2 separate regions of the Homo sapiens genome follow, and region 2 is linked to region 1. A link is a loop called in an ENCODE intact Hi-C map of the cell type or tissue named here. Cell type or tissue: Calu3. All regions are shown on one strand. Each heading gives the region's core, and the rest is flanking DNA. Links, peaks and the distances in the headings are about the cores only.

Region 1 (5,397 bases), core at 301-5,300:
AGAGCGTGACTCTGTCTCAAAAAAAAAAAAAAAAAAAAAAGGTGGCATTGCTGCCTCTCTCAACCAGGTAGTACCAGTGGGAGCCTAGCGGAGAGCTGGAAAACCCAAGCCCCTCAGTATAAATGAGGAATGTCAACGTTGGCCCCATGGGGAACCTTAACTACCAAAACCATCTGCCAATAACAGTATGGTTCTCTTACTCCTTCTTCTGATTGATCAGTGTCACAGGGGACCAGCTATATCAGAAGATATAAATAAGATCAACAATATAATACTCACAATTTCCAGATTTCAAATAAAACTTTCTTATTATACGACATACCAAGAAAATCTCAACTTGAACAAGAAAAGATAATCACAGATGACAACACTGAGGTTATAGAGTTATAAAACTGCCTTTCAAGGGTGTCAAAGCATCTGTCATGTAACTGCCTACATAAGCAATCATAAGAATGCCTGAGATGAATTACAAAATAGAAGGTCTCAACAAAGAAACAGAAGATATAAACTATTAAATTGAAAATTTATAACTGAAAAATTTAGTATATTTTCTTAAATGAGTGGATTGGTTCAAAAACAAAATAAGGTATACAAAGGAAGGAATTAGTAAACTTAAGATAACAACTAAAATAGAAATTACCCAATATAAACAGCAATAAGAACCTAGACTAAAAAGTAACAATCTTAGGAACATTTTGGACTATAATTACGTATGTGACATTTGCATCACCACAGTCTTAGAAAAAGAGGAGAAAAGAGTGGAGCTGGAAAATGTTTCTGAGTAAATAATAGCCTAAACACTTCCACAAGTTGGCAACAGATATAATCCTATGAACTCAAGAAACTGAACAAATTCGAAATAAAATGATCAAATGCTGTCTTTTTGTCCTAAATAGCATGTTTGTTCCCCATGTTCCTTCTTTACATAGTGTTTCAATGTAGTGAGTATTACTGAAAAAGCTTAATAGGATAGAATGTTTCATAACCAGCTATATGGAATTTAAATAATTAATGTTATAGGAGATATTTTATGTTTAGGAAGTTTTAATTGCCTTTCCAAAATATAATTGTTATAATTTGTGTTGCAAAGAAAAAAATAGTTTCCATTCTCATTTAACTCTTAGCAATTTAAAATGTTTTATCAATTTAAGAAATGTTTTAGAAATCTTTTAATTCTCAGAAGTTGATTAGATACAAGTCTGATTATGTTTGATCCTGTTAGAGTGATGTGTTATCGAGTCTTATAGAGCTATTTCAGTTTACAGCAAAAAGCATTTGACCACAAAGCAAAGGTTCAGATAACACACTCTCAGTCTTTCTAATACATGCTCTCTCCTGTTAAATGCTTAATATTCCCAAAGGTAAATAGGAAGGCACTTTCTTCTGTATTTTCTGAAAGCAAACATTTTAGATCTTTAATCTTGGAGAAATTAAGCAATGATTTAACCTTCAAACTAAATACTATATAGCACAGACATTTGAAAATATAGCCTCAATGTGATTTTATCAGGATATTAGGTTTCATTATTTATAATGTTTGGAGATTAACTACGTTATATATAAAGGCCAATGAAATAAGCAAAGTTTGTACTGAAACCATTTGAAAGAAGGTTTTCTCCTAGATAAATTAACTGATTCTTTATCTTGATTAGGCTTCATTCTTTATTCCAACAGACACTTAAGTGGGTGAATCCTACAGACAATAAATTCACATTTTTCAATAAATTCAGTTTTTTTTAAAACTAATCTACTTCTCCAGATATCGATATCTGGTTTAGACTAGGTTTGATAAAATCCAAGAGAAATGTTGAGCCCTAAAACTTCAATTAAATAGACCTTTGAGACCAGAAACAACTTGACATTGAAACTTTTATTTGTCTGGGAAATTATACTTGAATATTTTCAAATGACTCTGCATTTTTTTTTTGTTCAGACAAATAAGAACCAAAAAACTGGGGGTATTTACATAAAAGAGTAGCATATTTGAATCAAATTTCTAAATCATTGTCAATCTGATTTTAAAAATTGTGTTGACACTGTGAAAAGGTCTGTTTTATTTGTACTTATCAGTTATGTTTAAATCTTATTTCCACAATACATACTTCAGTGATAATCTATGTCAATAAATTATTACAAGTGGAAAAAATACTTTATACAATTCAATAAAACCAGTGGTGTCTGGAAGAATGTAAATGATTAAGCCCATCAACTAACATTAAAGTATTTAGAACCAGCAAACCTTGGCAGAAAGAAGGTGTTGTGGGGAACTTTCAGAGAAGAATGTCTGTGAAAGTCCAACATGTCTAATTGCTTGGCAGAATATAGAGAGACAAAATCTCCTGAGAGGACAAAAATCTTCCTTTTGAAACTCCCAGTTGTGTATGCTCAGTGGGTTTTCGAGTGAATAAAGTAAGCTGGAAAGCACAAGAGGGCAGCCTGTGTCTACTAAACCTTGAATTCCAGAGCTATGTGTCAGAGACCCTAATCATATCATAGGAAAGTATGGCCCAGACATGGTGGCTCATGCTTAAAATCCCAGCTACTTGGGGAGACTAAAGTGAGAGAATCACTTCAGTTCAGAAATTTGAGACTAGCCTGGGATAAAAGACTATCCACTGGGTACAGTGTACACTGCTTGGGTGATGGTGCACCAAAATCTCAGAAATAAAAATAAAAAAGAAAGAAAGAAATGTTTGGAAGAAAATGTGTTTCAGGTCAAGGAGCTATATGCTACCTACAATCTCAGCTGCTACTTTTAGTAGAAATTCTACTGTTAGTAGAACTTCAGAAGAGTTGGAATTTGACAATGAGAAAATATATTCTGATATTACATACCAACTCATAAATTGAGGTCTCTAAATGCTGTGTATTAAAATTTTAATGCAATTCTATGCATACAAGAGATAAGATATTGGGAAGAGTGCAAATTGTAATATACATCAAACATTGCATTTTGAGTTACACTCTTGTTCTTGAGTGTCTGCTATCGAAGACACGAATGTTAGATCACAAATAAGAGGCAACAGAATTGACTGTGCTTTATTCATTTTCTAGCTGCAATGTTTTGGTCATGTTACTAAACATCTTTGAATTGTAGTTTTCCCACATAGAATAAATGTTATCATAATAGTTTCTATACAAGGTTAAGAATTAAATAAAATACTTTATATAAGAGAAAACAAGCAAGAAGCCAGCACATAAACTACAGTTACTGGTAATATAATTGATTATTAGTGATAATGTACACATGATGATTAATCTCAACATCACATAATTTACTCAGTATAGTTCTATCTCCTTTGTCATTGTTCATAGAGAAGCACATTTATGTGTTTGTCCCGTAGCTTATTTCTTCGTTATTTTTTACTCTTTTGACCCATTTTCTCTCCTGGTATGAAATCAAGATGGTGACTGATTTCTTAACATTTGCCTGTCTCTTGTTCTCCTACTTGGGTTTCTAGTTTTGAAATGCGTGTGAGTCCTTTTCAAAGTCTTTTTTTCCTAACATGGTATTGATATTTTGGATAAAGTTTGATCTGAATATTTGCTTCACATAGATGTCCTCTGAGTTTTTAAATAATCCCATCTAAAAAATTATGTATTATCCCTTCATACCATTAAGCTTTCATGCGCTGCCTTAAACAAGACTCTATCTGAACTCAGTTTGTAATTCATTTCCTCATTCCAATCAAGATTCCTGACTCTTAGTTTGAAAATGTTCTACGGAAAAATAGAATGTGTAATCTTTGGCAAATTTTGATCTTCTGGTGAATTTGTTGTAAGTGCAACAAAATCTGTATATATGTAATAATCCTAATAACTCTTTCTTTTATAAATAGGGTAGCAGAAATTCATCTGTAATTAAGGACTTTTACTATATTAAAAAGAGTAAGCTTTTTAATAAAAGAGGGGTAAGCTGGGATTGGTAAACATCTCTTGTCCACAATTCTGCCCCTTCTCTGTGCTTTCAGCAAGAGTGAACTCTGTTTAATGGATGCACTTGACAGTGGCAATCCATTATAAGTGCTTTAAAGGCAGACATAAGTAAAACAACCTAAACCACAACCATTGTTAATAATTGATGTTTATTCATCATTGGCAACTATTGATTATAGACTTAAAAAGAAGTTCTTTGTGTATTGATGTTGGACCCTTTACTCTGCTATACAGAAAACTGCAAGTGACTTGAACTTAAGGGAAGTGTGTTACAATTCTTAAAAAATTAAGTAGCCATTAAAGAAACAAGGTGCAGTGTTCCATGGCTTCCTGTGGAATAAAAACAGGTTGTCTTTGAAGAGATTCATGAGAGAATTCTCTTGAGTTTTTTTTTAAACAGCTATTACTAATAATGCGGTTATAATTGAGAACTGTTTATCCTAGAGATTTTAAAGATGTGCATCTTACATTTTATAATACATGTGTAAGTTGAAACTGAATTTTATCAATTGTTTGAAATACCAGACACGCTGTTGGAAATATGTCTAGTCCATTTGTTTTGCTCATGATTTCAAGCATCATTTCATTCTATGACATAACAGGGGCCTATAAATACACTAATGGAAGGGTGGAACTGGTATAATGTGGTTTTCATGCTTACTATGGCCTCTTGATTTGAGAAATTACACAAATGATGAGAGAAATGAGTCACAAGGAAGAACAAACTAGAACAAACAATACTTCCGTGCTATATGAAACCCTAATTTGAGGTGTAATTTGAACGATATAATTGCATTCTAATATTGGAGCTATCATTCATTAGCTTGGAACATTTGACTTGTCACAAAGCCTGTTGTTCCCCACATAAAAAATGAGGGAGGATAAAAATTATTTAACTCTCTAGCTGGATGTTGCAAATAGTAAACTGACAACATGTACATGGAATCAGATTAAAAAGTATGAAAATAAAAAAGGGTTAAGGATAGAGTCTAATTATTACTTTTCTAGACTTAAGATAGAGAGGATATGCTAAAGCCATCGCAAATATAGAAAAATTGGTTAGAAGCAATTATAAAAGTGGTTTTAGTATCATGTGAGTATAATCATTAGTAGTTTCAAATGTCAAGCTGTTGAGACAACGTTTTTGAAGAAATATAAAATAGAATATTTAAGACAAATTGTTTCATTGTCAATAACTTATCCTGTTGGGAACACAAGCAAAAGACTATTAAAATATGTATACCTTTCTATTATTGACTCTTACTTATTTCTATGAATGCATAAAATGTGTGCTCTCTTTATTTTTAATAATATTTTAACTTTTTTTAGGATCGGGGTACATGGCAAGTTTGTTATGTAGGTAAACTCATGCTGTCTTTTTAAAGTGAAAAATCTAGTGCCATACTCTATGTTCATAACATTAGCAAGTATGTATATCCACCACATATACATCTGCTAAGA
Region 2 (5,397 bases), core at 299-5,298, 85 kb before region 1:
GAACGGAGCTATCACCGGACAGGATGTACAGATGTTAAGTTGCATGTGAAAAGATGTTTAGCAGCGTTAATTCATTACAGAAATGCAAAAAAAAAAAAAAAACACAGTGAGACTTTATACACCTATCAGAATGGCTAAAATAAAAAATGATGACACCACCAAATGCCGAGAAGGATGAAGAAACATTGGATTGCTCATACATTGCTGATAGGAATTTAAAATGATACAGTCACTCTTGAAAACAGTTTGGTAGAATATGAAGTAAACTAAACATACAGCTACCATATGACCCAGCACTTGCGTCCCTGGGCATTTATCCCAAAGAAATAAGAAGCTATGTTCACACACACAAAAATCTGTATGTAAGTATTATAAGTAGCTTTATTTGTAATATTAAACAACTAGTATCAGCTCAGATATTCTTCAACAGGTGAATGGTTAGACAAACTGTACTACATACACACTCTGGTTTACTAACCAGCAATATAAAGGAACAACCTATTGATACACAAGCAACTTGGATGAATCTTCAGGAAATTATGCTGAATCAAAAGAAATCCACTTCTAAACGCTTACATGATATATGTTTCTGCTTATATAATAAAATGTTTGAAATAATAACATTTTAGAAATGGAGGCACATTTCTAGTGGCGAGGAGTTGAGGGAGAGGCGATTAAATGGCAATAGGAGGAATATTTGTGGTGATGGGAGTACTCAATATCTTGACTGTGGTGGTGGAGACAAGAGCTTACATAGGTGATACGATGGCATAGGATTTAATACACATCCACACACACATACACACACACACACACACACACACAATCAAAACTGGAAAAATTTGAATAAGATTGGTGAATGCTATCAATGTTCACATCTTGATTGTGATACTATATAGTACTATAGTTTCATACAAAACATTACCATCAGGGCGGGGCGCAGTGGCTCACGCCTGTAATCCCAGCACTTTGGGAGGCCAAGGTGGGTGGATCACGAAGTCAGGAGATTGAGGCCATCCTGGCTAACACAGTGAAACCGTGTCTCTACTAAAAATACAAAAAATTAGCTGGGCATGGTAGCGGGCGCCTATAGTCCCAGCTATTCAGGAAGCTGAGGCAGGATACTCGCTTGAACCCAGGAGGCAGAGGTTGCAGTGAGCCAAGATCGCGCAACTGCACTCCAGCATGGGCGACAGAGTGAGACTCTGTCACCAAAAAAAAAAAAAAAAAAAAAAAAAAAATTACCATCTGGTCAAGTTGATAAACTGTACAAGGTGTTACTCTGCTTTATTTCTTACAACTTCATGTGAATCTACAATTATCTCAATTTAAAAAACAATATCTAGAACACCTAAAAAAATGGAACAGAAGAGATAACACTCAAATCTCCTCAATGTAATTATTTTTGACAATTTTATTTTATCCCCATGCAATAAATATGAAGTCAAAATAAACATATTTTTACCCATTCTAGAACACACACTTTTTTTCCTTGAATACCCTTCAGAGGAAGATATTTCATAAACCACAACAAAATAATGCCAATAAAAGAAGAAGTCTGAGATTTCAGTAAAGAGAAAAGTTTTGGAACATGTCAAGAAAGCAATTAGTCTAGATTGAAACTTTAGGGCTCCCGAAGAGGTGTTTCAGAGAAAATAAATTGACTTCACATAAAAGGAAATATTCTTTTAAGGCTGGATATACATGAGGTGAATAAGAAGCCACATTATTATTTTTTGACAGCATTAAGAAATGACTGTTATTCAGCAATTTTAGGAAAACAAAAAGCTGTTCATCAAAGCGGTGATTAGTTGGTACAAAGTAACTTGTGATATTGTTTCAAAAAACTGAAGAAGTGTTGGGTAAGCATATGCATTTGACCTTGAATATAGGGACATCCTCCATTTATTACACATATAGATTTTTCATTCATTATTATTTGGCTACTGGACCTTTTTAAGTTAATTATTCTTTGGCACTATTAAAGACATCTTTAAGTTGGATTTTTAATCATGTTCTCTGTAAGCTGTATAATTTTAGCAAATGTGCAAACTGCCAAAGATTACAAAAAAGTGTTGATTTCTTCCAAAGTGCTAAAATAACTTTTGATTACAACTGGATTGGATTCCTGTCTGTTTTACTAAATGCATTTTTATTCTTTCTATCATTAATATTTCTTTATATAAAATGTAATGTTTTCAAACCCATAATAATCAATGAGTCTAAATTGTTATCTGTTATTTCTACAATATGTGTTTCCTTCTCAGAAATTAATGGAAGTTTGCAAGTCATAATAATTAGGTGTGACTGTTTATCTGAATGACATATGTTGGACATTTTAATAGTTTCAGAGAAATCTGTAAGCATCGTGTAAGAGTCATATAATGAAAAAGCCACCTGATATGAAAGAGAGAATTGTGGATGGTGGAAAATTAGCTATTAAAATAGAAAAATGCAGTTGGCAAAGGAGCAAATAGAAAACAGTAAACTGATGAGCAATTTCTCAACCAGGGAATAGGGTCAGGATGAAAAATGTTACTACAGTGGAATCATTCCTTAACTATTACATTTGCAGTTTTCCTATAATGAGTCAGAAATCCTTATCAAGAAAAAACAATTACTAAAGAATGTACCTTCTGGGAAGTAAATTTATAAGGTGAACATACTTAACTTAGAGACTAAATTAAAAAAAAAAGAAAAGATCACTAATATTCTCACAAAACATTAGCATTTTATTGGTTGCTAGAAGTTGCTGACAGGTTGTTAATAACAATAGCAAGCATAGAAAAGTGTGTCAAGCTTCCTGTTAACCAGTCTGTGTGGCTGTCACTTTTAGAGATTCATTTTATTGTGTGGACACATTACCAGATGAAATCAGTAGGTGGGTTGGTTTTGCCGCATCCCGCCCACCCTACTTTGACTTGAGAAAGTGCACTGGTATTTCTATTCAGCTCTACACTAATGCACCTGACTACTTCCTGAAACATTAATCAACCACAGCCAGAATGAAAATCAATATAACCCTGAAACATAGCTCCGGATACCAAAAATAAGTGTGAAAAAAAGACAGAACATGCGGCATTTTTCTCAATGTTTTGGAGAATTGTGCTAGCATTGCAAAGTACAAATGTTCTTTCTTCCCTCTGTAAACAGCTATGGATATGAATTTTATATGACATTTTCAATGCTACGTGATGTATTCCCAAAACAATATTATTGAAGGCTGAGTCTCTGTCCTCTACCGGCTGTTATTTATGATTGCTGCTTTGCGGCAAACAAAACACCAAACACAAATAATGGTGTGCTGTGTATAAAGTTTTTCCCCCCAGTGTAAAAAGCAAATGTATACATTTTGGTATTTGCTCATGAAAGAGGTTTGTCTATGTAAAACAGTATTCCTTTCAAGAGATCATGTAAGAAAATAAAACTGAGGTTGGCAACAAATTCTGTTGTATGAACTAATTGATTCAGCTGATAAACTGTAATCTGGGGCATGACAGATGGCAAGCAGGCCACTGCACCTCAATAAAGGGGAGGTCAAGCCTAATTGCTCTCTCTCTCTCTCTTACACACACACATTAGACTTAAATAGACAAGAGGAGTGAAATCTCTATTTCGTCATAATTTTAGATGTTTAATTGGCAGTTAATTTCAGAGCTGTTTGTTCACCCATATTTAGTTTTATTTTTTAAATAAACAGTATCTTTCAATAATTGTAGATCCTTTACTTGTTAATTTAATTGCCACATTAATTTCTTTGTTAATTTAATTTAATAATTGTTGATGCTTTGTAAATTTAATCAACAATTTTTGATATTTTACCGTTAGTATTTTTTTCTTTTTTTTTCCTTCCTTTTTCGAGACAGTTGCGCAATCACGGCTCACCGCAACCTCTGCCTCCCAGCTCAAGCAGTTCTCCAACCTCAGCCTCCTAAGTAGCAGGGACTACAGGGCGCACACCCAACTTTTTTTTTTTTTTTTAATTTTTCGTAGAGAAAGGCTGGTCTCCTGAGCTAAAGGATCTGCCTGCCTCTGCCTCCCAAAGTGCTGGAGCTATAGTCATGAGCCACTGTACCTGGGCCATTAGCACCTTTTTAAAAAGTGTCAGAAAATAATATAAAAATGGTGATGATCTTCCACATTTAAAATGAATTGAGATAAATATAAAATTTGTTTGCAGACCAGTAAAATACTGGAAATTCGATCATTATATTTTGTTCACAATCTTGATGCATTAGAAACAGAAAACTTAGGTAAACTGTATTTCATTTTATTACAGAGTTCGTTGTACTGGCACTTTACTGTGCTCTCCAACATTACATAATTCTCACTACAACACTGACATTATACTTCTCTCCCCCAGTTCTGTAACTAGTGTTTTCTCTAATTTTCATATTATTTCTCATGCACTATCTCAGTTGCCTATCACACAGAAACATTAGAGAGCATGTGTATTTTACAGAAATATTTTACAGAATTTTACAGAAAAAGAAACTGAAGTTCAAAAACTTAGAATGTATATACCAGATAGACAACTTCTGTCCAAATTAGGCAAGCTTTATTCAGGTGTGGCTCTCTCTCTAACCCCTAAACAGTCACCTACCTCACAATTTTAAAGAGGTCATGCTTCTTCAGAACTGTTTTCCTTTTGCTTTCTCTCATCTGGACCTTATGCTTCATTCTTCTTAAGTGAGACTTGGTCAAGGTGTTGACATGTACCCACCAAAAGGCTGAACCTTATTCTATCAGTTAACCACCAAGTCATAGCATTTGTGTTTGTTTTTCCTCATGTTACACTCCTCTAGTTAAAATTCTTGCCAAAAATCTAATTCTGACTCAACCTAGCACAAATTTAGTTTTTTTCTCATTATTTTTGGAGATTATTGTTTTTATGTTGATTCATGGTTTCTAATGTGTTGGACATAATAAGACATTTTGCAAAGAGGTTGGTGTGCACATAAAATTTACTTAATCACCAATTACCTCCAGTGCAATCAATGGATCATGCATCCTTTTCATGGCAGTATCTTTCCTTTAGGTTATACAACTCTGGCACATCAAGTTGGCCTATAATCTTGAGCCTTCAGTCCTAAGATTTAGTGCTTCTGATTCTTTTTGGAAATAGACTAAGAAAATTGCCCCTTAGTGTATGTTTTTATAAAGCTATTTAGCAATGAGATTCTGGGCACATGGGAACTTCTGGGAACGCTGTATTTCCATCAGTCTAAGGAAGTCTCTGTTAACATCTGCTAGACAGCACTGATTCACAGCATTAAGTGGAAGCTCAGGACATTTAGCAGTAGGAATTGTTAAAAGTGCTTAAAAATGGTTAAAAATATAGTTAATTTGAGTTATACTTCTCATTCCTGTCATTTGTTTCCCACTGCTAGAGAAGAT

The links. Peaks named below come from ENCODE experiments on the same cell type or tissue, not always from the same donor. Only the 100,000 strongest peaks of a DNase experiment are listed, where the experiment ranks them.
Region 2: a loop joins it to region 1, with 4 times the contacts of the local background. A loop is called at or near these places in 1 of 110 quality-filtered maps.

What each region holds. Positions count from the first base shown.
Region 1 is chr12:60,254,840-60,260,236 of GRCh38, forward strand. No RefSeq gene overlaps it. Among named protein-coding and RNA genes, the nearest start is that of SLC16A7, 660 kb to the left of the region's middle. In Calu3, for the core only: no CTCF peak of the experiment used is centred there; a DNase peak (open chromatin) is centred at 2,452.
Region 2 is chr12:60,169,903-60,175,299 of GRCh38, forward strand. No RefSeq gene overlaps it. Among named protein-coding and RNA genes, the nearest start is that of SLC16A7, 580 kb to the left of the region's middle. In Calu3, for the core only: no CTCF peak of the experiment used is centred there; DNase peaks (open chromatin) are centred at 2,909 and 3,899.